Regions from separate parts of the Homo sapiens genome. Here region 1 is linked to region 2. A link is a contact called in ENCODE Hi-C or POLR2A ChIA-PET data. All regions are on one chromosome and are shown on one strand. The core of a region is the stretch at or near the end of the contact, and the rest is flanking DNA. Distances in the headings are between cores, read along the strand shown.

Region 1 (3,256 bases), core at 275-2,774, 6.4 Mb before region 2:
CATATTTGCCAAAATGTACTTATTAATAGAAAGTCTTGGCTTATAACCTGTCTTACATGTGCAAATAGATTTGAAAGTTGAAACCTGGGACTAACATACCTAAATTTGTAAAATTTTATAAACCATAAACTGCATCACCAGTGCTATGTATTGTTTTTCTCCTCTCCCTCAGTAAATGGGCTGAAAGTTTGTAGAATGACATGCTACCTAGCTGCAACAGCACAACAGCAGAGTCAACTATTGCTCAGTCCATCTTTAACTAAGGTTTACAACAGGAATCTCCAACGTCACCACCAGAATACACAAAGAAAAATATATTTAAAAATTGACACTGAAAATATAGAGGAACACATTTCACTTTTTTCAACATAGTTACCAAAGTTTACACAGTTAAGCTGGAAAACCTTGTATTTAACGAAAAATAATTTTTCAAACAAGATTAGAATTTGTTCTACTAAAACTACCTCTGTTTCCCCTCTAACCAAAAAAAAAAAAAAAAAAAAAAAAAAGAAAGAAAGAAAGAAAGAAAAAGTGGGGATTACCAAAAAATACAGTCATTTTTAATACTAACATAATGGAAAAGGACAAAATGACAAGGTTAACGAGCAGAGAGACAAGATCAGCATTATGGCTAGTCTTTCTCTACAGTTCCACAATTCCTAACCCACATTTTTGCCAAATCCACATCCCACCCCACGCAGTACTTACACCTCCACCCACCTACTCACCCACCCCATTTATGACGGCGATCACCTTCCGGGCAGGTATGTGAAGTCAGCCCCATTTCCAGTAGACAATCGACTAGAATGTCTCAGGAGTGACTGAGTCAGAGAATAAGAAAATGATAAAGTGAGAAATTAAAACGGATACAAGTTGTAAGGTGTGTGGAGGGAGGGCGTCTCACAGCGGGGCTAAGGGTGCGGGTGAGGAGCTAAGCAGACTTGGGGCGAGAGAGAAGGGTTTCGAAGGAGTCCTAGGCAGGAGTGCGCAGGTGAGGCGAGTGAAGCAGCTCCAGCCAGAAGATCCAAAAAAACAAAACAAAACACAACAAAAAAAAGCCACAGCTTTTCCTCCGGGAATAACCTGAGGAAAGGGACTCTCGGGACGCCGCGGCGGGAGGCAGTCCCGGGAGGCACAGGAGGCCGGGAACTCACCACCTGGTAGCGCCCAGTCCCCGGCTGGTGGTGATCCATCCTGCCCGGCTCGGGATCCGGCTTCCGAGAGAGGGAGTCTTCTCCGTGCTCAGCTCCCACGGCCACCCCCGTCGACGACGTCGTCGCCGCAGGGCCCCTTCCGCCTCCGTTCCTGCAGCCGCGGTCTCCCGGCGGAAGCTCTTCACTTCCTGTGGCTCCCGCAGCGGCCGCCGAGACCTCCGCGTTGGTCGCGGTTCCGCGGAGAAGCTCCGGGGCGCCGCGCGCGCTATTGAGCATGCTCGGACCGCTCGCGCAGACTCGCTGGCTCCGCCGGCGTGCCATCCGCGCCGCCAGTGGGAGGGTATAGCTGGGTGGGAGGAGATGGAAAAGTAAGGCAAGTCCGGGGGAGCTGTCTAGGTTGTCAACCTGTCGAGTGGGCGGTCGCAAAAGGCGCGCGGGGGGCGGGAATGACCCGTCCTTGATTGGTCTTTTCTGTGTGCGCGAGTTTCGCGCAGGCACGAGCCAGTGCGCCTTCTCACCACACAGAGACAGAGGCTGACAAGGGATGGGGCCGCGTTCCTAGAACACCTGAGGACAGGTCGCCCGGGTACCCGACACTTCCTCACCCAGCGTAGGACATGGGGAGGAGATTCATCTCTAGAACATTCCCAAAACGCTTATTCAAAATCATTCGTAAGATAAGCGATTTTTTAAAGACTAATATAGAGTAGTTAGAGTTTACAGAAAAATTGAGAAGTTACAGAGATATCCCATATACACTTGGCTCCTACGCATGCATAACCCCCCACCATTATCAACATCCCCCCTCAGAGTGGTACATGTGTTACGACTGATGAACCTGCATTGACACCTCATCATCACTCAAAGTCCATAGTTACCTCAGGGTTCACTCAGGTTGTTGTATACTCCTCGAGTTAGAACAAATGTGTAATGGCAGGTATCCATCATTATAGTATCCTACAGAGTATTTCCACTGCCCTGAAATTCTTCTGTGGGGTAATTTTTGTTTTTGTTTGTTGTTTTTTTAGAGATGGGGTCTCACTATATTGCCCAGACTGGAGTGCAGTGGCTGTTAGCAGGCGCAGTCATGGCTCACTGTAGCCTCGAACTCCTCGGCCCAAGCTATCCACCTGCCTCAGCCTCTGGAGTAGCTGAGACTACAGGCACTAGCTCTTTGGTTACTTTTTAAACTCTTTTTTCCACTTTTTGGTAATAAGAGATTTAAAAATCCAACGGACTCTCCAGACAACTCTCAAAGAAAGAGGTCTCTAGAGTTCTAGGTTACTGGAAGGACGTTAGAAGAAAGTAATGAAATCAGATAGGATTATTTTGTGGTAATACTCAATAATTCCAATTGATTTAACAGCAAGGAATCACTTGGGAGCACTGTTAGTAGTATCTCACTGTCTGGTTAACCACACATGACACGGCATAAAGCATATTTCTCTAGCAAGTAGAAGAGTATGACAGAGCAGCGAAAAGTACCTTTTAACCTGAAGACCAACGTTCTATACCCTAAAAACTATGATGCTGCTTGATGTGGCCCAGCTATGTTTTTAACATAACACCACATTTTCCCTAAATGATCTTACAGTGGAGCGCCCTGAAGGGAAGGAAAGGGATCTGGAGCCCCATTTATTTCCTTCATGAATGTCCAGAGGAGATCCTTGAAATGAAGACTGCCACTGGGTGAGCCTAATCAACTGGTTAAAATAGCAAGATAGAATAAAAACAGAAACTCTTTGAGAGATTGACAACTAAAAAATGTAAGCCTTCCTCATAGTTCTTTTTAAAGCATTCATCAACTCTTCCTATTTGTGCCGTTTTGACATGTCTAATAGCATAAAGCATTACTGTGCTAACAATAAGAGGCAGTGATATCTCATACTTAAATATTGTTAAACTTGCCTTGTTTTGATCTTAATGTATTTTAGTTTCTAAGCCAATAAACATATGCCATTTTATTGGTATTACTGGTACAAACGCTCACTCTCACAATTTCACTCCAAATGGTATTGCCTCTCGATGACCAAAACAACAGCCAGTATCAGCAAACTGAAATTAGATCCTTATATCACTTACGATCTATAAGATTTATTTAG
Region 2 (3,282 bases), core at 370-2,869:
TTTAAAAATAAAAATTAACGCTCTCATCATGTGAGTCACATCTCTGACAAACGCCACTGCCCTCTCACAGCAAGACCCTGGCAGACCCCACGGAGTAGGCGCTGGGTAGCAAATATACGACACGCCAAAGAGCTACTAAATGAAGTGTCTTGAAATAAACTGAACTAAACCCTTTCGTGCACTGCGCTCCCGCGGCGGTTAGTGGTTTCTGATTTTAGCTCTTCCAGCTGTTTGCATGTGGGTATGTTTCCAATTTTTTTTTCCTTGGGACAGGCTAAAAGTCCCGGGAAGTTTTTTCTGGGCTATATGACTCCCTGCGTGGGCGAAAGAAACAGGCGGTTGCTCTAATTCGGCTGCTGGGCAAGTGTAAAAGCCAACTGCCAGCTTTCAACGCGGCTCCGGGAGGAAATTTACGTGCACACGAAGAAAACAACACCCCCGGTCTTTTTTTTTTTTTTTTTTTTTTAAGGAAAAATAAGCGCTCCGACACAACCTTAGCTTTCCTAACTCTCATTTTCCAAACGCGGCCCGCAATCGCTTCTAAAGCAGGTTGAGCCACCGGGTATGAAACCTTGGGGAACCTCTCCCCAGCACCCCAATTTGCGTTTCTACTTAACCCGAGACGATGGGGATGGGGGGGAGGGCTCCAATGCCTTGGCATTGGAGAGCGGTACAGGCGAAGGCGTAATTTAAGTAAAACTGAGCGTAAGGTACAAGGTTTCGTCCCTCAAGTGTAAGAAAAACAACTAAGGTGCGCGTGAGCACCCAGTTCCCTCCCTCTTACCTCTCCCAGGCCGACCCGCCGGGGCAGATTCCCCTCCATCCTTCCCACCCCCGGCCCCCCCCCCCATTTACTCTCAGCGAAACGCGGGGCCCCGGCCAGGCGTGCAGGGCGGGGCTGCCCACCCAGCACCGGCTCCGGTGCGCCCCGACGCACGCCCCAGCCTGGAGCGGCCCCTGTCGCCCGCGAGTCGCAGCAACGGGACACGCCCGAGCCCGGGAGTGCTGCGGTGGGAGGGGAGCGGCTCTTCCTACCTGGACCAGGTCCTCTGGAGGCAGCCGCGGGCCGGTGGCGGGCGGCTGGGCCGGCTGCGGGGCCTGCGCGGGCGCGGGCTGCGCCTGCGGGCGGTGGTGCGCGTGCTTCAGCTCCTCGCCGGGGAAGAGCGCCGCGTCGCGGGCCGGATTCGCGGCGCCCAGCACCGGCTTGAGCTGCGCGAACACCGGCTCGTCCTGCGGCGCCGGCGGCTGGGGCACGGGTCCCAGGCGGGCGCTCATGCTCAGCACCCTTGTAGCCATGGGCACTCGGGGGCGCAGCTCCAGGCGCGGGTCGGGCGCACTTCCCACCTCGCCCACGCTGGCTTGGGTCGGCGAGCTCAGCGCGGGGCTGCCGGCGGAGGAGGGGAGGTTTCGGGTGGACTCCTCAGACAGCGGCAGGCAGTTTTCGAAGGCGCGCACGAAAAGCAAAACTCTTCCGCTCTTCCACACGTAAACGCCAACGTCCTCCGGGCGGCCACTTTCTCCCGCCCCGCCCCACCGTGCTCTCAGGCTCTCCGGAGCCCGCTCCCGCCACCGCCGACCTCCGCGAGAGAACCGCGAGCGCACGTACCTGCCCCGCGACTACTGACACTTGACGCCCGCCTCTATTTCACCCAACTCCGGGGGGGCGGGGCCCGATCGCCTGATTGGCAGCGCCGCCGCGAATCCCGAGGCCCCGAGGCCGGCCAGGCCTGAGCGGCCAGCCTATGAGCAGGGAGAGAGGCAGCCAGGGCCCCGCCTCCGTCGGCCCGACCGCACCCCTCTCGGGCCACGAGCTTCGCGCGCAGGGCGGCCGCGCAGTTTGTACACAACTTCTCTGACAGATTGGGCTGGCGGAGCCGGGGGCGGAGGGAAGTAGCGGAGCGGGTGGAATCTGGGAAGAGGGGGAATTAGGGTGGAGACGCGGAGGGAGATCTCTTCGCACTGTTCTCTGCCAGGATTAGGAAGAAAAAGAGTATTGCACGTCTTAGGTGTTGTGCAAGGACCTGAAACTCAAAAGCTGAAACCCAGAAGGCAGCTAGGTAGGGGCGCTGAGGCTTTTAGAGATTTGTCTAATGAGTGTGTACTTTTAAATATCCAAAATGTACTTCTCTTTAGCAGAAAACTAGGGGCGGTGTGATAAACAAATTTAAAACAGCTCTTGTCCCTGTGTATCTTTAGCAGTGAGTGTATCCGTTTAACAAGGCAAATTCAGAATGCCTGAATAAAAGATTTGATGGCAAGCGTTTTTTCAGATCCTTGCATAAAAGCCTGGGTTTTTCCCACTCCTTCAGGATTTTAATTGCTAGACGTTTTCCCACACATTTCTACTTCCCATCCGTGTGTGGGGAGGAGGGCTTGGGCCATATGAATTTTGAAGTTTCTAATATTTAAGCCGTGTTGATTCTAGCCGAAGCATGGAATCTAATTTAAGCACGACTAGCTCAAACGTGTATTTAAATAGACATTACATCTTTGACTTATTTTTGCTAGCACTGTATGTTCAAAAAATGGACTTTAATATTTACAAAGCAGAAACCTAGCACATTTACCTCACATTGTGGCACCTTTTCCTACGAAGAGACAATCAAAAAGCCGCAAACATAGACACAGAGCAGCTCTGAAAACTGGGAATCCAAATTTGTTGGAAAGTAATAGCCAAATATATTACCATCCATTTACTATGTTGTTATAATGGGAGGGTGAATTTTTGCCAGCAATCACCTAAGGAAACCACTTCCCTTAATCCTTAATGTTCTTGTACATGATTTTATCTGGCTTATTGGGAGGACGGAACAATAAACTGCAATAAAAATGCCTGTGATATTACTACAAATGTACATATGTTGACACACAATATACCATTAGACAGTTTTACATATACCACAGCCTATTCATCACTTCAGAGTAAAACAGCTTTAAAAAAAAGTCTTGGATAAAAACGTTCACTTCAAAGAGTGTATCTATCAAAGGTATGGATCTCATTTTCAATGGGTAGAAAATTAATATGCACATAAAGAAATGTATTTATTATTAGAAAATATAAAATTATGCTGTAAACTGGGTTTTTCTCCTTTTCCTTCTCTTCCTGTTGACACATGATTCATTTTTATAGCTGTGATCACTGCCTTCAGAGAATGGCTGATGACTACTTTCATGTTATCAAAGTATTATTTAATAAGTGCTTTTGCAAGTTTTTCTCTAACCAAGCAGCCCCATGCTGTCCATCTTCATCTTTAAAAAGCTGTCCTGCTTTTCTCTAATGTA

The links. A loop is a pair of places that touch in the nucleus more often than their neighbours do. ChIA-PET counts read pairs that join two places held with the same protein, here RNA polymerase II (POLR2A).
Region 1: a map of lower leg skin shows a loop between it and region 2 (38-fold over the local background). The contact joins the promoter of NDFIP2 here to the promoter of KLF5 in region 2. A Hi-C loop is called at or near these places in 1 of 168 maps with a recorded cell type or tissue (lower leg skin). POLR2A ChIA-PET finds 5 or more read pairs at or near these places in 1 of 52 experiments (BJ).

The regions. Positions count from the first base shown.
Region 1 is chr13:79,479,423-79,482,678 of GRCh38, reverse strand. NDFIP2 (Nedd4 family interacting protein 2) reads right to left here and starts at 1,524. Exons shown (of 8, transcript NM_019080.3): 1 at 1,155-1,524. The coding sequence starts at 1,475. NDFIP2-AS1 (NDFIP2 antisense RNA 1) reads left to right here and starts at 1,448. Exons shown (of 3, transcript NR_046685.1): 1 at 1,448-1,527; 2 at 2,749-2,843.
Region 2 is chr13:73,057,342-73,060,623 of GRCh38, reverse strand. KLF5 (KLF transcription factor 5) reads right to left here and starts at 1,619. Exons shown (of 4, transcript NM_001730.5): 1 at 1,036-1,619. The coding sequence starts at 1,296. RefSeq lists silencers at 856-945, 1,266-1,875.